Linked DNA regions of Homo sapiens: regions 2, 3 and 4 are each linked to region 1. A link is a loop called in an ENCODE intact Hi-C map of the cell type or tissue named here. Cell type or tissue: IMR-90. All regions are shown on one strand.

What was found. A loop is a pair of places that touch in the nucleus more often than their neighbours do. Peaks named below come from ENCODE experiments on the same cell type or tissue, not always from the same donor. Only the 100,000 strongest peaks of a DNase experiment are listed, where the experiment ranks them.
Region 2: a loop joins it to region 1, with 6 times the contacts of the local background. A loop is called at or near these places in 28 of 110 quality-filtered maps.
Region 3: it touches region 1 in a loop (4-fold over the local background); 7 of 110 quality-filtered maps call a loop at or near these places.
Region 4: it touches region 1 in a loop (7-fold over the local background); 3 of 110 quality-filtered maps call a loop at or near these places.

The regions. Positions count from the first base shown.
Region 1 is chr6:27,159,343-27,164,342 of GRCh38, forward strand. TRT-AGT6-1 (tRNA-Thr (anticodon AGT) 6-1) reads left to right here and starts at 2,929; the gene lies at 2,929-3,002. In IMR-90, a CTCF peak has its summit at 2,703 (motif pointing right); a DNase peak (open chromatin) is centred at 3,069.
Region 2 is chr6:27,500,665-27,505,664 of GRCh38, forward strand. It overlaps TRS-AGA2-4 (tRNA-Ser (anticodon AGA) 2-4), which reads left to right and starts at 2,375; the gene lies at 2,375-2,456. TRD-GTC2-7 (tRNA-Asp (anticodon GTC) 2-7) reads left to right here and starts at 3,080; the gene lies at 3,080-3,151. RefSeq lists enhancers at 1,786-2,065, 2,246-2,295, 4,978-5,000 and a silencer at 3,096-3,215. In IMR-90, no CTCF peak of the experiment used is centred here; DNase peaks (open chromatin) are centred at 2,467 and 3,067; H3K4me3 peaks cover 1,477 bases.
Region 3 is chr6:27,292,609-27,297,608 of GRCh38, forward strand. TRQ-CTG5-1 (tRNA-Gln (anticodon CTG) 5-1) reads left to right here and starts at 2,825; the gene lies at 2,825-2,896. It also overlaps the pseudogene TRS-ACT1-1. In IMR-90, no CTCF peak of the experiment used is centred here; DNase peaks (open chromatin) are centred at 1,343 and 2,893; H3K4me3 peaks cover 1,719 bases.
Region 4 is chr6:27,234,814-27,239,813 of GRCh38, forward strand. TRV-AAC5-1 (tRNA-Val (anticodon AAC) 5-1) reads left to right here and starts at 696; the gene lies at 696-768. It overlaps TRI-AAT5-3 (tRNA-Ile (anticodon AAT) 5-3), which reads right to left and starts at 2,831; the gene lies at 2,758-2,831. RefSeq lists silencers at 660-709, 720-769 and enhancers at 2,528-2,607, 3,444-3,944, 3,608-3,897. In IMR-90, no CTCF peak of the experiment used is centred here; a DNase peak (open chromatin) is centred at 2,698; H3K4me3 peaks cover 1,977 bases.

The DNA of each region.
Region 1 (5,000 bases):
AATTTCAGCAAAAGAGATTTGTTCTTTCCTTCTTGGGGCTAAAATAGCCCCCATTTCTTCTCCAACTGTCCATCCAGCTGACATGGATTCTGAAACTCAGAGATATTGTAATTGAGCTGAGCTGCCTTATACTGTAGGATATCATCTCTCCAACAGGTCAGGTTCTAGGCCTCTTCTCAGTAATTTAATAGCATTTGTAGTGGTTATTCATGTTCACTTGTATCACATTCTACTTCAATTTTCTTTTTAGTCTATTTTATCTTGACTCAGTCTTACAAGAGTGAAGACAGGGATCAAGTATGTATTGACCCTAAAGGATCAGTTCTTGTCAATTATTTTGCCACAAGTGAATGATAAAACTGCTAAAGCAATAAACATTTTGATCTTGCAATTCTCCAGAACACATTTTCTCAGATCTTACTGGCCTGAGTAGCAGAAATCTATGGACTCTGACTCAGAGGCTATCTCTTAGTGAGAGAGCTAGGGTCCTAGATCTATTACAGAATAAAATTGTAGTGACAAGTGAGTAATAGGGCTCAATAAAACCCATGCTGTATGATTTGCTCGAAAAGTAGAGAGCTTGCTTGGCGTGTACCATATGATACTCAGTGCAAAGCACATGTTTATCTTAGAGGTGTGAAGTTCTCTGGTTCACAATAATGTTTTGCAGCTTTGAGTGAGCATTGCTAGAAATCTGGTATAAACAGGGGAATTGTGAGATTAAAAGCTTGCATTTTATGAATGCACTAATATTGGTATGGAAGTATCTTACACAGTCTGCCAACCACATTTTCAGAAAGAAAACTGTTTTACTCTACCTATGGCATTCATGGTCTTGAAATGACTTTTTAATATTTCTATGTTTTATCATTCTCATCTCTCCATGGAAATTAATGAAAGTTACCACCTTCTAAGATTGTTCTAAAGATTTAAGGGTGGTAAATGCATGATGGCACTAGCTCAGTAAGGTACAAACAAACAAACAAAATAATAAAATAAGCCATTTTTGGAGCTAAATAAATAAATATCATTGCTACTTAAGTGGTGGAAGGCCTTCATGCAGTAGTAATATTGCAAAGACTGGTACCAGACTCAGCATCTATTTAACTTGACTACAATCCTGTGCTTCTTTGATGCTGATAAGGTAGTTCTAACAATAATAAGAAGGGTTTTGTCTGTCCTCAGTATTGAGGCTTATTTGAAGATCTGAGCAAGGCTTTTTATAAGGCGGATGTTGGCCAAAATGTTTGCTATGATAGGCCATAAGTTTAGGGAAGACACAGATGTTGTGGGAAAAGGTAGGTTCTAGAAAGAATAGCCCCAAAAGTCAGGGAATCAGGAAAAGAACTTTCCTTCTAATGTCAGCAGAAATCCGGATGAAACACTTTAAGCAGGGGTTTCGTAGTGTTAATTTCTCTCAAGGGTGCAGCAATCTATCTGTAGCCACACCACTCCAGCACCTACTTTATGTTGAAATGTCTGCTTGTATCTTGGAAAGATTTCCAAAAGGAGAAACAAAGGGCTTTTCTTCCAGGGTTTTACACATACCAAGATTTATGAAACACCTGTCAGTGAGAAACAGAAGTCGGGGAATACATAACTAAGCTTCACAAAAAACCTCAGCCAATAAAGCTGAAAAATTGGTATAACCTGGCTTTGTGATTAGCTAGGTAGTGAGTAGAGGTTCATGACCCACAGGAAATAAATCAGAAGCAACACCAGGCTTGGTTAAAAAATAAAAACTCAACCTCAACCTAAGTAATTTCTCATCTTTCCAGGGTCTTGCATTTTGTGGATGCTTAATGAATGCATATGCAAAGCACCAGGCAGTTATTTAAATATTTCAGGATATTGGTTTCATCTGCTTTTCCCCATGCTAAGCTGCATTCAGCTAAACATTCCATGACTCCTTCTGCATTCATTAAACTGACAAAGAACCTGAGATAAAAGGTCATGCAACTCTGTGAGGCCCAAGTGAGAGGTTCCCACAGCATCCTGTGAGGGCTATCACATTGTACTCTACTTTGTTCTCTACTTCTCTGTATCATCCACGCAGTTTTACAATCTATGTGGGTCTAGAAATTGAGTCTATTTTAACCCAGCAGGCAAATGAGCAGAACAAGACTATGACAGAAGCAAAGATATCCATCCAGGAGAACTCCCTGTGTACACCTAACTCATTGTTTCTAACAGCAGATCTCCTGTTGAGACCAAAGCTGTCTTTGAAACAGAGGGTCTCAAGGTGCCTAGTTTGGGTAAGTGGGAAGCAGGGTGACCACAGATCTCCACGACATCACTGTGTCCTCGTCTAGGCTCACTTTCTTGTGCCAGATTAGATAAAATAGAAGGAAGCATAATGGTTTTACTCAATTGCAGTGAATTAGCTCAGAAGGTAGTGTCGTGGGTTCTATAACCCAGCGGTAAAGAGATTGGTTTCCATATCACTTGTGTTTTTGTTTGTTGTTGGATTTTTTTAGTTGGTTAGTTTGTTTTGGGGTGTTTTTTGTTGTTGTTTTATCTCCCTGTAGAACATAAATTCAATAATGGAAGAAAATTTTGCTGTTTTATTCAATGTTCTTTCTCCAATACCTAGAAAAGTACCTGAAATGCAGTAATGACTCAACATTTGTGGACAGAATGAATGCACGAACAGAGAAATAAATTTAAAATATGTTGCGATATCCAATATTTCCTGTAGGGGGAGATAGTCACCATGAAATAGAAATTTCACTCATTTCAATTTGAAATAAATTCTGAAATCTTGCATTGAAGAAAAGTATTTTTTTTAGTGTTGGAATTGCTGCTTTGTTGCTGGTTCAGAAACACAGATGTGCTTTCTTTGTCACAAAATTAAGTACACTTTTGTCAAATTGATACATTTTACAAAAATGTTATAAATACGATATATCTGAACATATGCCCAACAGGGGCCCTGTGGCTTAGCTGGTCAAAGCGCCTGTCTAGTAAACAGGAGATCCTGGGTTCGAATCCCAGCGGGGCCTTACGTGTTCAATTTTATATTTTCAATAGTATGTTGCAAATACATATGTTGAAAATGCATTAAGGAATTTATAGGTTGTGAAATCCGTATTGAGCGATTAGCACAATTATGGAGAGTCCCTTGCAGGTAACTGCATCACAATATGAAAGGGTTGGGATGAAGGGAAAAATTAATAAAGTTTCTGTTGGTAAAAAGCAATGGGTTTGCTGATGACAGGTAAGACTGGGGATATACAAGTTGTACAAAAAAAAAATCTTGTAATACATAGTAGAGAGTAACATTTCAAATTCTGTTGTAGACGTTCAGTCTCCAGCCTCTTAACCTTGATAGCCATCATTTTCAGCTACATGATAGATTTTGATTATCAGTGTCAGGCAAATAATTAATAAGTCATGGCATTTTGTTTGGAGTCTGATTCACTTTGATTTTTGAAAACAAGAGAGCAACAGTGCAATTTATATTCTCACCATTTCTGTTTTGTATGACCCTAAGAATTGTCTTATTTGTGCATCTAGGATCTAGGGACTCAATGATATCTCGAGGAAATAAATCACAAATGAATGAAGACTTTCCTGAATCTTAAGTGGCATTGCAGTTCATAAACTAAAGTGTACCCTCTACAGCACTGGCCTACTCATTAGGCTTCTCAGTTTTATCTAAAGAGATTTCAAATGTTATTATCAGAGTTCTACCAGAGTCATAGTCTTTTCACTGCTGTAAAAGTAGTCCTGCACTGTGCCTGAAATCATTTATACTTCAGAGTAAATCTGAATTCTGCTTTCTCATTTTATTCATAGCAGTTCTCTCCCACCTACTTTCAAAGGAATGTGAGCAAAAGAGATTGTCACAAGCCTCAGCTTCACTTCTAAGAAAACTGATATTTAAAGGATCCTGAAAATTGGAATGCTGCTATTGAAAAATTTGTAAACAATTGATTAAGCTATGTCTTCAAAGTTTAAGTATAAAAATACAAACTTGAATACTACAGTATTCTCTCCTTCTTGCAAACTAAATTCAAAGAAGGCTGAAAATATCTTAAGATTTATATATTACATGTCATAGTGTTATTCTTGCTCTACGCTTACTAAAAGCTCAGAGAGGAACAAATATGTTCTCAGGTACATTTCAGTTAAGTGGCCCTAAACAACCTGTGTCTGAAATATTAAGTGGAACACACAAATCACATACCAAACTCTCACTACCTGACACCTGTCAGTTACTCCAAACTCAACCTACACATTGAAAGGAAGCTTCAGGTCCGGTGCGGTGGCTCACGCCTGTAATCCCAGCACTTTGGGAGGCTGAGGCAGGTGGATCACAAGGTCAGGAGTTCAAGACCAGCCTGACCAACATGGTGAAACTCCGTCTCTACTAAAAATACAAAAATTAGCCGGGCATGGTGGCATGCGCCTGTAATCCCAGCTACCCAGGAGGCTGAGGCAGGAGAATCGCTTGAACCCAGGAGGCAGAGATTGCAGTGAGCCGAGATCGTACCACTGCACTCCAGCCTGGGCAACAGAGCCAGACTCCATCTCAAAAAAAAAAAAAAGAAAAAGTAAAAGAAAAGAAATGGAAAAGAAAAGAAAGGAAGCTTCCTCCATTATTAACATATTTGCAGACTGTCTCACAGCCTGGTTTTGAAAGATGAGGAAGTAGAATTCTCCCTTCCCCCTGTTATATTTATGAAAGAAGGGAGAAGTAAATTAAGAGGAATGACAGAAGATGACACAGAATATATGGTGTCAATGTTATTTAAAGCTTTGCAAAATAACAGAGATTCAGTGAATAATTTTTATAGTGACATGAAATATTCTTAGAAAGACAATGATTAAAAGGAATTCAAGAAAGCAAGATAAACAAGAAAGTAAGATAAGATAAATAAAACAAACCAAAATAAACAAAAGATTTGCTGGGTTTGGTGGCTTATGCCTGTAATCCCAGTACTTTGGGAGGCAGGCGGATCACCTGAGGTCAGGAGTTTGAGACCAGCCTGGCCAAC
Region 2 (5,000 bases), 340 kb after region 1:
CTATAGTTTCACCTTAACAAACGAGAAAAATAAGAGTAAATTAAATTCAAAGTAAGTGGAAGAGAACAAATATTAAAGAGCAAAAGAGAATGAAATAGAAAAACAATAGAGAAGATCAATGAAATCTAAAAACCAGTGCTTTGAAAAGATGAATAATATTGATAAATCTCCAGTCGGACTGCTCAGAAAATAAATGTAGCAGGAAAGAAACAGGGGACATTTACCTAGATTATACAAAAAATAAAAGAATATTTTGGATAATATGCCAATTAATTTGACAAATTAGATGAAATATATCAATTTCTCAAAAGGTAGAAACTACTAAAACCCACTCAAGAAATAATCTGAATTGTAATATAACTGTTAAAAATATAATTTATAATTAAAAACCTCTCTAAAAGAAAAATCCAGGCCTAGATGGCTTCATTGGTGGAGTCTACCAAACCTTTAAAGAGGAAATAATATCATGTGTACATAAACTTTTCCAGAAACTGGAAAAGTAGAGAACACTTTCCTACTCATTTTATGAATTGAATATTAGTTGATATCAAAACTTGGGAGGGATGAAGGGAAACAAAGAATATAAATGTATTTATTTCTACTGAACTGTACACTTAAAAATGGTAAAGATGGTAAATTAAACATATATATTTTACCTCAATAAAATAAGCTACCATAAAAAATAAAAAATGAAATAGCCCTACCTCAGCAAAAACAAAGTGAACAAACACCAGATCACAGTTTGAGAAAAAAAAAAATTACAAACCAATGTTCCTCATGAAAATAGGTGTAAATATTCTTAACAAATGTTAGCGAATTGAATCAGCAATTTTTAAAAAGGGTGATATGCTGCGACCAAGTGGGATTTATCCTTTGAATGCTGAGAGGACTGTGCCTTTCTTTTCTTAAAGGTGTCATTTTCCATCTCTATAAGGAAAGAGTAATTGATACAGAGTAAGATGCTTTGATTTCAATACTCAGTAGCCCTGTGAATGTACAAAGTTCTCTTATCCGGACATTTTTCTTATTGTAAAAGTGGGTGGCAGCACCTCATGGAACTGTTCTGAGAGTTACATGAGATCCTGAATGTGAAGGCATTTTCTAAAATGTGAAATTTAGAATAGTTAGATAGTAGCATTATTTTTACTGGTTCAATATCAATGCCATACCACTCCTTATTTCTTCAAACAGATAACAAGGTATTACAATCATCTTGTAGTCTTAAGGAAGAGTGGGAACACTTCAAGTAAAAATACAAATAAATACATATACTTTGCTTGAAAATTTGAAAGAGAGAAGAGCTAAAAGAAGAAAACGATGAGGAGCTATGATTCAACACCTCAGATAAATTAGTATTAACTTTTTTGTTTTTACACAACCAGTTTTTAAATGCGTAAGTATGCAATGGCATATTTTAGCCTGTTTTTCCATTTTTAATTTTCCAATTATATAATTAATGCAGTCTGTTTTTCCATTTTTAATTTTCCAATTATATAAATAATGCAGATTGTTTTTATGACAAATGTAAAGAATACAAAAGTAATCGAAATTGATATTTTAATCTCTCACTTACATTCCATTTTGCTCTTTTGTTAGATTGGTGAGCGTCCCTTCGGATGTTTTTAATGGACTTTAATTTGGGGGTTCATTCGATATAAATAGAACTATTTATGTTCGCTATTTTGTGGATTAAAGTTTACACACATTTCCAAGTAAAACGATAAGAATCTAATTCTTTAACAGCTGCATAGTACCCTGTGATAGGAATGCATCACACCATTCCCTTACTAGTTAGCATATTTACATGCTATATACAAACAATGCCACAGTGGACATCCTTGCATCGTAACTATGTAAATCATGTAAATCACCAGCTGTTTCTGCCCATTTTCCACTTTGATCAAAGTGCTGATTTCCCACAAGTTATGCAATCTTCCAAAGTGTCCAGGGCTATCGGAAGACAGGCTGTTCAAAGGCAATAGATAAGTGGGGGCCGTAAGTTAGGGTCTCAGTCCACTTGTTAATTAGCAAAGTTTAGTTCCAGTTGCAGAGACTCCACTGCCAGAGCTCAGACCACAGCCTACTTCCGGGCGCCGACGGGAGCTCGCTCACTGTTTACTAACGTGAAGTTTGTATTCTTTGTTTGGAACGCTGATGATGCTCATCCTCACGCGGGAGTACTCTCATTCCAGTGCTCTTGTCCAGGTGGCACAGGAGGTTGGCTTTTTTTGCTTTTTTTTTTTTAACCAAACTCTCGTTGTACCTGAAAGTTTGCGTTCAACTCACAAAGCCCATTTTCTTGTACCTAGATAGTAATTATCCTGATTTGCATTTTCTCATGTCTATACCGTGAAAAAAAACGTTGTGATTCTGTGTAGTCGTGGCCGAGTGGTTAAGGCGATGGACTAGAAATCCATTGGGGTCTCCCCGCGCAGGTTCGAATCCTGCCGACTACGAGTTCGAGGTTTTAGATAATTAACAACAGAAAATTTAGAAGAAAGAAATTTAAGCCAACTCACGTGTTGCGAACTGAATTTGTTTGGTACTTCCCCGATCCTGAAACCCCACAACAATGGAGGGTGGAAGTTACTGAATACCTACTATTTTCATAAGATTATGGGTACCTTAATTAGCAGATACCTAGTCATTTTCCCGTTAGCGGTACCTTTGTACGGTTCTTGGGGACGCCTCTCGTTTCCCTGCCTTCCAAACCCTCCTGAAGCCTATACCTGTTACAAGTCTTGATAGTGCTTTCCTCTTCATGGAAATTTAGTCCTAGTCAGAGGTCCAAGTCTTTGGTCAATTATCAGTTTCTGTGGAATCAATGGTTCAACTGCTTTGGTCACCCGGTCTCGCTGGTTGCAAATGACTAGAAACACTGTCAGAGATCTCGACACCACCACAATCGAAAGACCAGGCTGTCCTGACAGACCCCGTCGTTTTGGCTTAGGCGGCAGATTAAAGTGTAAATTCGCCAAGTATAATCAATTTAGTAGAATACAAACTTACAGACTTAAAAAAGTGGGCAAGAATACTTAAGTTTATTAGAGGTAGTCAAAACTCGCTGACGCAGAGTTCTTCCTCGTTAGTATAGTGGTGAGTATCCCCGCCTGTCACGCGGGAGACCGGGGTTCGATTCCCCGACGGGGAGAAAAGTTGCTTTTTGCATCTTCTGCCCACTGATGGCCCCTACCTGGCTCTGAGAGCAGAGCTGCGGTGGGACCCCTCTGCCATTCCTCCTTAACTGCCAATGGACCCTCTCGACTTTCCTCACTCCTAAGACCGCTGCTCTGATCAGAGAAACATTCCAGTCAATTCTGAAACCTCAAAGTCACAGTTACTTTAAGGCCCATAGGAGAATCTAGGTTTAAATGACACAAAATGTACTCATTAAAAGTTAACGAGAATACAGTTGTCTAGCATCTGCCTCTTATTTGCATGGTCAGAAAGCTCATGTAAATGTTCAAGTCCTCCATCCTTCTAGACATCAAATCTTGGAATGAAGATATCGACAAGGCCCAGCTGGGGGCTCGTGTATGCCCCAGCTGCAATGGCTGACCTGGGCAACTCCAAACTATAGAATCCACAAGATGTCGATCAAATGTATGAGGGAAGATGACAAAGTGGCCACAGACTTTTGAGGAGATTCCCAAGTTTCAGGAGCACATGAGGAATGTCAACACTGCTGCTTTCAACAATATCTGAAGCTTCAGGCAATGTGTTAGTGAATGTATGTCAGATTTAAAATAAAAATTGAGCTACCTGAAATGGGGGGGGGGTTACTTAAAAAGCCATAGCAATCAGGACAATGTGATACTTGCTCAGGGGGTGTAAATTGGCTCAATCACTTGCGAGAATGACTTAGCATTATATATTAAATCTTGAATGTATACATGTACTGTGACTCTGTAATTCCACCCATAAGTATATCTCTCCAACAAAAATATTTATTTATATTCACTGAAATACATGTACAAGAATATTCATGGCAGCACTAGTTATAATAGCCAAACTGGAAACAATACAAATGCCTCTGTGGAGGAATTGGACTTTAAGAAGTGCCTTGACATCAGGGGCTGATTTCAAAGAGTGGAGATAGTGGAAAGTTGCCTGTCAGAGCAAGAGCAAGGGCATTTAGGGGTTGCTAAGACAGAGGAAACTCAGAATAAAAGTGGGCAAGAGGGGTGAGAACATTCCTATATTTGGCACCCTGCTAGCTTCTCTTTTGTTCCATTCCTTCAATCTCCTGGCCTTTCTCCTCTCTTCCGTTTTCTTGTTTTTCCACATCTTTTCGTCTTCTCCCTCGACCTTTTCTTCCCAACTTTATTCTGTATGAGAACCAAAGTACTGAGTGTCTGAAGTTACACTGTTTCCTGAATCTACTGTAAAGCCCAGATAAGTGTTCTTGGTCTTTGAATGTGCTGGAGAAGATAGGAAGAATAGACTGGGGCCAGAGAACTTCACCTTGAATTTTTCTAAGCTGTAAGATGAAGACATTTAACAAAATCAATAGAATAAAAATAATAAGGGCTTGGCAGCCAGAGGCTAGCTTTAACATCCACTTCCTGTGGTTTAATAAACCTTTCCCATTCTTGGGCTCTCGAATTTTTAGGCCGAGAAGATACAGTGTGTGTGGTACTGTCTACAAACCAACGAATTTATATTGAAGCTACAATCACAATCATTGTTATTGCTGCAAAACAGGTAATGCCTTGTTGCTGTTGAATGACAGTCCCTAAACTTGGGCTAACAAAACACTTAATACACTATAGGCAAAATCTTCACACACCAGACAAGCAACTTAGACTTATCTACAGAGAAAACTCGATGGAGTCTGACTTCGATTCTCAGAGCTTGTAGGTGAGGAAAAGAGAATTGCCTTCCTCAAATCAGGATTAACGTTAGGTGGTGTTTACACCACAGCAATAGATTCTCTCTTACTCGAGACACGGTTGTCTCGGATGTTGGAGGAGGAGGAAAGTAATGGACTCAGAGAAAGA
Region 3 (5,000 bases), 130 kb after region 1:
GATATATACTAACATAATTGAATACTATACTAGTTTATTTATTTATTTATTTTTTTGAGATGAAGTCTCATTGTGTCGCCCAGGCTGGAGTGCAGTGGCACAATCTCCACTCACTGCAACCTCCACCTCCCAAGTTCAAGACCTTCTCCTGTCTCAGCCCCTTGAGTAGCTGGGATTACAGGCATGCACCACCATGCCTGGATAATTTTTGTATTTTTAGTAGAGATGGGGTTTCACCATGTTGGCCAGGCTGGTCTCCAACTACTGACCCAGATGATCCGCCCACCTCGGCCTCCCAAAGTGCGGTGATTACAGGCGTGAGCCACTGCTCCTGGCCAACTACTACACATATATTTTTTAAATTATTATACTTTAAATTCTGGGGTACATATACAGAACATGCAGGTTTGTTACATAGGTATACACGTGTATAGTATATGTAATACTATACATATTTTTAAAAGAATGAAGAAAACTTGTCTATTCTGATATGGAAAGTTTGCAAAAGTACATTGTAAGTAAAAATTTAAAAAGGCAAGGGACTTAAAAAGTGTATAAAATGCCACTATTCATGAAGAGAAAAAAGAAAACACTTGTGTAACTTTGTCTATGTATTCAAAATCTCTGGAACGATAAACAAGACATTAAAAACAATGGTAAAGCTTTTGGGAAACAATGGCTGAGTAGACAACGATTGGGTTTAACGGCCCCTGGAATGGTGACTAGAACCACATTTCTAGCATTTTTCAATACCAAGGTCTTCGAAGCGACCTTTGATTTGAGGTCACTTTAGGAATCTGAAGGAACACATAGGAAGACTCCCAAATTGAGGATCTAGACATAAGAAACCTGGGACGATCTCGATCATGGGACCATCGAGAATCAGACTCGTTGGGAATATCCTTCAAGTACCAATTTGTATGTTGTATTAGTGAGCGGCTTTTACGAAGCAAAGACTCATTAATATTTCACCGAATCTGATTCATTGTCTGCATGTATTGACTAGACATTCAGAAGGCAGCAAATATTTCCATAAATTGCTGGGCCATTAGCCACAGTTTGAAATGTTTAAGCGTCCTCTTTCAAGTCTACGAATACAGCCATTTTGCTTTGTTTTTGCGTTAAGAGGAAATTTCTCGTTATTTCTATTAAGACTCTAAAGCAACTAAGAAATTGTTCCTCCCTGTAAGACAAACAGGAATTACGTTGAAGAATTTAATACTTTCACGGAGAAGGGGCGAGGATGCGGGTGAGATGAATAACAAAAGCACAGATTTGCGGTCGGCCGGTTAGCTCAGTTGGTTAGAGCGTGCTGCTACTAATGCCAGGGTCGAGGTTTCGATCCCCGTACGGGCCTTTGGCTTTTTCCCCCCTCGAGAAATTTGGTTTTCATGCTCTAAGATGATTCAAATTAACCGTCCCCATTTCTTAACGAACCTAGAACCTAAGTTCGTTTCCGAATCATCTGAAATGCTACATCTCCCCAGGTAATAATCTTCTTCTTCTTCTTCTTCTTTTTTTAAATGTTCTTTCTGTTTCCTCCAGGAATAAGGGTTGGGGACAGAAAGCTGTTCAGAGCAGAGACCTCCAAGACTGGGAGCCTGCTTAATGAAAGGGGGGGGGGGCGGGGAAGAGTTCAAGGAGTGGAAAAATAACTGGCATTTTTTTTAAAAAAATAAAGCTTATTTGATTTCAGATTTTCCTTCCAAATTAGTCCTGAAACCTACCTTCTTTCTCAAATTGTAGAGACACAAGATAAAGAGAATAAATCCTTAGAAGGTTGTGGATATGTGTCTCTGAAAACCCTTTCGAATTTAACTGACAGACGACATTGTCCTGTGAGGAAGCTATCACTTTAAACAAGGAACACAGACTTTTTGTTTTGTTTTGTTCACAGAAACCGATTCTGTGTGTGTGTGTGTGTGTGTGTGTGTGTCTGTGTTTGTGTTTTCACATGGGCTCCTGTGTGTGTCACAAAGGGATATGCGAGGGAGAAGCAGGGAGTTTTCTTTGTGTCCGTTTGGAAGTTTACCCTGCACATATTTCTCATTGGTGAAGGGCAGTGGAAGGACCAGGGGAGCTATGCACTGTCCTGGGAAACTCCAGAGGGACCTTTGTCTACCCTTCCCCTTCTTTCCCTGAGTTGCTATCCTAGGGTTGCTGGGATCTTCCTCTAACCCAGTAGTTCAAGTGCATTTATTTCAGCTTTCTGTAAACAGCAAAGTGGCTCCCCTGTGACTTCGGTAAAATCTTTCCATAACGTGTCCTTAAAAACGCTACATGTTACCCTGGTAAAAACGATTTTTGAGAAAATAATTAGATCTATAACGAAAAGGAGTAAAGCATCTCAGGTATCTGACTCAAATTTCTCACCTGTAAAATAGAGATTATGGGTCCCATCTCACAGCGTGGTTGTGAGCCTCACAGGTAAGGTAACAATAGAAAACACTTGTCACAAAAACTGGCACACGGTAACCTGGCATACTGTGTGCCTGGCACCTGGCACACAGTCTTGTTTAACAATCTCACTTGTCTACCATTGATGAAATAGAGGCCGAGGCCCGGGGCGCCAAGCTCCTAAAGCACTTGAAAGGAGTGGTTTAGGATTAGAGGACTCCTGACAGTTGGAAGTCAACGTTTTCCATTAAGACTGTGGTGTAAAAGGTGTTGAATGTAGGCATGTGGCAGGTAAGCGTCTTCTTGACTTAATCCTCCAAGAGGAAAAGCAGAATGCACCCATCACCCAAACTATGGGGCGGAGGGAAGGAACCTAAAGTGGAGAAATAGGTCACCTATGACTTTAGGAAATGCTAGTTCAGCTTCAGGTTCCATGGTGTAATGGTTAGCACTCTGGACTCTGAATCCGGTAATCCGAGTTCAAATCTCGGTGGAACCTTGGATTTAGTCCTCTGCAGTCAAATCCCCATCGTCTCTCCACAATCTATACTGTTGCTCATACAAATCACTCGACCAAATTTTATTCCTGGTATTTCCACGTCACATCTCTTGAGCGGAGTATCTTTAGCTGCCAACCAAATAATAACTTTCTTTTTGCTGCGCACAATTTGTTCTTTGGAGAAAAAAGAGAGAAGCCTCAAAAGGAAATGCACGAGGCAGTCGCTCGAGTCCTGCTGGAACTGCAAATCAAAGTCTCCAGAAAAGATCTGCAAACAAGTGAGGAGACAATAGATAGGAGGCTAGTGAGAAGAGAGAAAGGAAATTTGGTGATAGTCACGAACAGAGAAAAGCTGGGATGGAAACTGAGGAAAGGACTTACCCACTAAATGGGTCTGGGAGAGGTGACAGTCGCCGAAGCCGAGAGAAAACTGTCCTCAGACAAGACCACAAGGGGATAGAAGCTCAACTTGTGAGGGCTGGGCAGATAGAACAGGTGACGGGAAAGATACAACTGGCGATAGTCAATAGTCAATAGAGATAGATGCTGTTTCGAGTTTGCACAAGCAAGTTTTACTTGGACAGAGAAGAGGGGGAAATGAGCTGAAAAGACTCCCTTTCCCAGGATAACAGAGTTTACTCTACGCCCTCTCCCCGCCAATCTCCCCAGCCACCAACCTCCCGCAGCGTTTCCTAGTGAGGGTTCCCTGAGCTCATTGCTGGGCGCTCAGCAACTCGGCTTTCTTGGCATTTCCGTCTGGGCATGGACAAGCTCCTGAAGAAGGGGTTTCAGAGCTCGGACCCTCTTAGACAGATTGTAGAAGTTCAGTCACCCGGAAATTGCTGGGGCGGTTTGGTTTTGGAGAGAGGCGGGGACGAAAGAAGAAAGCTGTGAGCGAGGAGAGAAGGCAGGGAATGTGAACAGGAAAAAGCTCTTGCGCTAAGGAATGTCAGAGAAGCCAGCGCCCGGTGCAGCCGAGAAGCTTAGCGACAGGGTTGCTGGGCCGGAGACCACGAGATCCTAGAGGCTACAAAGAAACATTTCCCCATATGTGTCTCCCCTACCGCGCACTAGCTCCCTATGGGATGTGAATGCTCCCTACTTCCATCTTCCCCTGCAAATCATTCTCGCCTTTTAGATAATATCTTACCGTGACAGAACAACTGGAAATGCTGGTGTCTCCAAAGTCTTCTGTAAACAAGACACAGAGATGTGTGTCTCAATTGCGTATTTTACACGATTTTATGAAGGAACTGACAAATTCCTCATTTACTTCCGACTAATAACATTCCATTTTTAACAAAACGGAACGTACATATTGGGCCATGGAAAGTTAGTGTTTTCATTTTTTTTTACAATTATTGAGACTCGTAGGAAAATTCTTGGACTTTTATCAAATATGAATACAAATACAAATATGGATATCCGTAAAGTTATATATTTTACGTCCTCCCAAATCTCCTGCTCGCCATCACTTTTATTTATTGCTAAAATTTATTTATTAAATTTAGATAAACGTAATGAGAATGTGTTGAAGATTCCACTTTAAATAATGCACCTTAAATAATCATAAAAACACCTTTTGGAAGGCTCGGACTTATTCAAAACCACAATCTACTGATCTTTTTGTTGTTAATTCCACTGAACCTTTCTTATTCCGGCTATAAGAAGTATTTATCCGCGGACAATGAATTGATGGAGAAAAAAATATTAACAGCCATTTCACTAAAAGATGCATTTCCAATGCAACTCTACTTTTCGTGTATTCTAAATTACTTACCAAAATCGTTGATTTGTGTTTGTTATTGTGTGCCACCATTGAATGTAAAGGTAATTCAAACCAGAAGAAAAACGGTGAAACTCTTGGGGATTTATGGTCAATGGACATAAAAAAAAAATTAGAGGTTTCAATTTATATAAGTATTTTCCGTTGCTGTCAGTTATGATAGCGTTTTTAAGCATAAAAATACATAATATTGGGATAAAATTCTGTGGCAGAAACAGAAAAGAAATACATTGGCAGCAGAAAAAGGATTCCCCCCACCCCACCCCGCCGCCTCAATTTTCAGCTGCTTAGCCTTCAGTAAGAAGGACTGTAAGGCCT
Region 4 (5,000 bases), 75 kb after region 1:
CTCATGTTCATATATATATATGTATATAAAACAGCAAAAAATACATAGTGTGAGAAGCATATATACATATATATACATATGTGTAAATATACATATGTATTTATTACCAATTACCATGTATGATATATAGATATTTGCTCATTGGTAACTGATCCTAATGAATACGGTTGTTCTGTCTTGATTTTAAACTTCCCCTTACACACCCAAGCTATTTATTTCTTGTTATACGCCTTTGCATGAACACTGCGTCTGCCTTTTGTTTCAAACCTCAAGAAAGAGTCTCATTTAGGAGTAAGCGGGACTTTGAATGAATCTCACTGACAGGCTGCTAGCATGAAGAAAAAAATACTCGAGGTCACCAATATCCTGCTTAATTTTCAGTCATCGAGAAATGAACATTAGAGCGTCTTATGAGAGCAGAGAGCAGAGAACATACCAAAAAAAAAAAATGAACTGAAATAAAATTTCCCGAGAGACTGCCTGATATTTCCCCGCCCTGTGCTTCTGAAGGAATTGAAGCTTCAGGAGAAGCATTTGCTTGATTTCGAGTTGTCGGGTTTTAAACTATGTATTCTAAGAATTAGAAAGTGTAGGGGAAAATATTACCCCTCTGCCAAAGATATACCCTGACGGAACGGATAAATTTAAAGTTCATTTTAACTAATTCAAAACTGAAAAACACTCTCACTAAGCGAGTTTCCGTAGTGTAGTGGTTATCACGTTTGCCTAACACGCGAAAGGTCCCCGGTTCGAAACCGGGCAGAAACAGAGCGTAGTTTCGTTTTTTTGGTTGTTTTTTTTTTTTTTTTTTTTTTTTTTTTTTTCTTCTCTTGAGAAGGAGTCTCACTCTGTCTCCAGGCTGGAGTGCAGTGGCGCGATCCCGGCTCACTGCAACCTCCCACTCCCTGGTTCAAGCGATTCTTCTGCTTCAACCTCCCTAGTAGCTGGGATTAGAGGTACGCACCACCACGCCCAGCTAATTTTTGTATTTTTAGTAGAGACGGGAGTTTCACCATGTTGGCCAGGATAGTCTCGAGCTCCTGACCTCGTGATCCACCCGCCTCGGCCTCCCACAGTGCCGGGATTACAGGCCTGAGCCAGCGCGCCCGGCCCATAGTTGTTTTGTGAAATTCTGAATCTGTTTATATATATATATGTGTGTGTGTGTGTGTGTGTGTGTATACACACACACTATATATATGTTTTATATATATATAAACATATATATAAACATTAGTTATATATATATAAACATTATATATATATAATTTTTTTTTGAGACGGAGTTTCGCTCTTGTTGCCCAGGCTGGAGAGCAATGGCACGATCTCGGCTCACTACAACCTCCACCTCCCGGGTTCAAGCGATTCTCCTGCCTCAGCCTCCCTAGTAGCTGGGATTACAGGCATGCGCCACCACGCCCGGCTATTTTGTATTTTTAGTAGAGGCGAGGTTTCTCCATGTTGGTCAGGCTGGTCTTGAACTCCCTACCTCAGGTGATCCGCCCACCTCGGCCTTCCAAAGTGCTGGGATTACAGGCGTGAGCCACCGCGTCCGGCCCAGAACTGGTTTTCAATCAGTTCAATCTGTCAGTAACAATCGCTTCTGTGAACACACTTTTGAAAACCAATCAGTGTCTGCTCCTGGCTTCGGAAAGTGAGCTGATCAGGGATGGACTCACTCCAATAAACATACCTATGAGTGCCGACCAAACAATGGCAGTCTCTGACAAGTAACCATGCTCCCATAGATTATATCAACCTAATGAAAAAAAGATCAGCCATCTGTTCTGTTTTCAGGGACTGTGTTTTACAATATAGCTCTCCCTCGAATGAGCTTTGATTTTGTCTTTTTAAAGTATTGAGCGGTGGTTTCGTCATCCTTTGAAAATGACCCTTTGTCAGATCTGAAATGTCTAAGTTTCGTTTCTTGCTGGGATTATTTTTACCATTTATTTTTCACATCTGTAATTCTGTGTATTCTATAAAATGATATAATCTTTACAACCACTTTGTTTTGCTGTAAATGTAGACCTTGGCAGGCTTTTGCTCCTTTATATATGTTTATCAGTCAGACTGGGCAAACAAAATCCCAATGTTTGAAAACACACTCTAATGGCGAGTCTTCAACAGTCACTCCACAAATATTTACCGAATGCCTACTCTGTCTTCAGAGCCATTCTGAGACCTGGTGATCTGGAAGAAAAAAGAAAAAAATTATGTCCTCAAAGACGAAAATTCTGATGAGAACAGACTGAGAATTTAATATGAAAAAAAGGAAAGCAAAATATGTATGCATTGTTTCCCATTGTGATTATCTTAATAAAAAATATCAATTTCAACAGTGTCCAAAGATAGCTCCAGGGGTGAGCAGACCATCAGGTAGAGGAAGCACGTGACAGGCACAAGCAGACTCCATAGGCTGGATCCTGAGAAAGGGACCAAAAAAACATGGAGTTCGGATGGACAGCGGGCATCAGACACACATCCAACCCCAGTGCTACCCCCCTCTCTAACACCCTCATTTTCTTCACTAAAATTTCTGTCTTAGGGCGTCATGTCACTTGTTCCATAAGATTTTCTTTTTTCTTTCCCAAGCTCCTTTAGAGGAGTGCAAGACTGAAATGGGTAGGTGTGACTGCTGAAGAAGAAATGGCATCATTTAATTCCGACTTTAAATTGAAGAAGCTGTTATTTCCGATGTATAGCTGGATGTGAAGTGACTGCGGCAAAATCGGAGAGAGAAGGTGAGAACCCTCGTGGCCCGTACGGGGATCGAACCCGCGACCTTGGCGTTATTAGCACCACGCTCTAACCAACTGAGCTAACCGGCCACCCGGAAAACAGTTGTTCTTTCAATTTTAAAAAAGCAAAATGTTTGTTGTTTTTGTGTTTCTTTAACACTAAAGGAAATTCTTTTCCTCTCCTCAAAGGGATGTCTTTTAAAATAATTTTAATTGCGACTACGTAATATTGTTTCTTCAAACTTCTGTTGGTGTTTTGCATTTTCCCTTCCTGCACTCCCGCAGGGAAGAAGGAAAACAAAAACAAAAACAAGGACAAGGCCAAAAACTCTACCTCCAGCAGAAAGGAACTTCGCCTCTCCCGTGGGAAATGAGATTTTCTCAAACTCACCTATTCCGCCCGGAGAAAATACTACAGAGAACCATTCACGAGAGGGGCTTCCTTCCTTTTGACCTTGGGAGGGGTCCAGAGACCCGGGGGACGATCTGGGAGCAGAAGCTGGTCGTTCTGAGTTTTCCATCCAAATGGTTTGCTTATGAAATTGACTCACCACGCGGAATGGCTGGTGGATTTGGATCGCGGCATGAGGAATCCGCTCCATAATGGAAGGAAGAAAATCTCCGGCAGCTATGCCTCGCGGGTTCATAAGGACTGGAGAGTTACTCCTTCTCTCTGGCCCCCTCAAAACGCCCGGTGGTATGTCTGTTGCTCCACTACGCGTTATTATAATTAACTGCTTGTGTTACTCTTTGTGCTGTCTTGCTCTTCATTCTCCTGGTACCTCGGGTGCCCGCACAGCATGGTAAGCTGCTCAATAGTTCAATGAATGGGGAAAAGGTGTGCAGAGGTCATTTCTGCTGATTATCAAGACTTCAATTCTTCGAAGTGGAGCACGAGGATCCTCTAGGCGGCAGGCAAATGTCATCAGGAGTCTCAACGTCTTCCCCCCAAAAAACAATATTTTCAACAGAAATCAATTTACCTCCTCATTGGTGGTGGAATGGGAAGATGGTGGAGAAAGCTGTCCTTTAATAACAGCTCGGAGGTCTCCGTTCTCCAACAAAGGACTTTGTGCATACCTTTTCTCTCCCAGTTCCCGCCGCTATGGCTGTTGGAAGACTAAGGACTTCCACTCAGCCGGGCTTCGGCGCCTCTTCCTGTCCGGGCGCGGCTACGGTTCCTGGTACACATTCGCTGCGCCTCGGGCAGCCTAAGGGTGCTCAAGTTCAACAAGGTCAGCACCCAGTTCTTTTCAGACAGGGAACACACTGGCGATGCAAACAGGGTTGAGCTGGTTCAGGTATGCATGTGTTGAAATAGACAAGTCTGCGTCCTAGAGCCCTAGCAACGATCCCGAACAGGCAGCTCTTTTTCCTGGACGATTTCCCAGGAATTAAGTCTGGCTCAGCTCTAGTTTGGTGTCCGGCTCTAGTTTGGTGCCCAGCAAATAAATTTCGAGAGGAAAGAGGAATTCAGACCATTTCTGGAGTGACAATGGTATCCACGAGCGAGTGCTCTAAATTTTCGGGCCACTTGGAGGTTTCTCGGATTTCTATTTTGAGGACAAAGACGATAACGCTAGCCTCCATGACCCTGCTGAATATCTAGGAAAACCCAAGAATTCGAGGGAGGCCGTGTTGTAATATCTGGTCTGAGTGGCCCTCTTTGGATTTGGAGGCTGTTTCCAATAGACACAAGATAAAAACTGAAGATTTAACAGAGCTTAGTCGTTAGCCAAGTTGGGCCCTTAGGCTTCAAAATATTGTTACCCACCGTCCTCCCCAATTTTTTAAAACTATGTCCCCCCATACACATTTTTGACAAATTAATATGTATCTTAAGATTAAGCAGATGTTTTTCTTTGTATTATAATTATTGACATTTTTAAAAATTAAAGTGTTGCATCATTCTTGAATACGTTGAAGATCATAAATTTTGAATAATGTAATAGTTTTATGCTTAAAATTATTTTAAGTTTTCCATAGCCTACTTACCTGCAACAACAACAAAAATATATATGTACATTACAATCAATTTGGGGGATGGCGCAGGCTTTTTTTTTTTTTTTTTTTTAGACAGAGTCTCGCTCTGTCGTCCAGGCTGGAGTCCAATGACGCGATCTCAGCCCACTGCAACCTCTGCCTCCCGGGTTCAAGCGATTCTCCTGCCTCAGCCTCCTGAGTAGTTGGGATTAAAGGTGCGCGCCACCATGCCCGACTAATTTTTGTATTTTTAATAGAGACAGGGTTTCACCATGT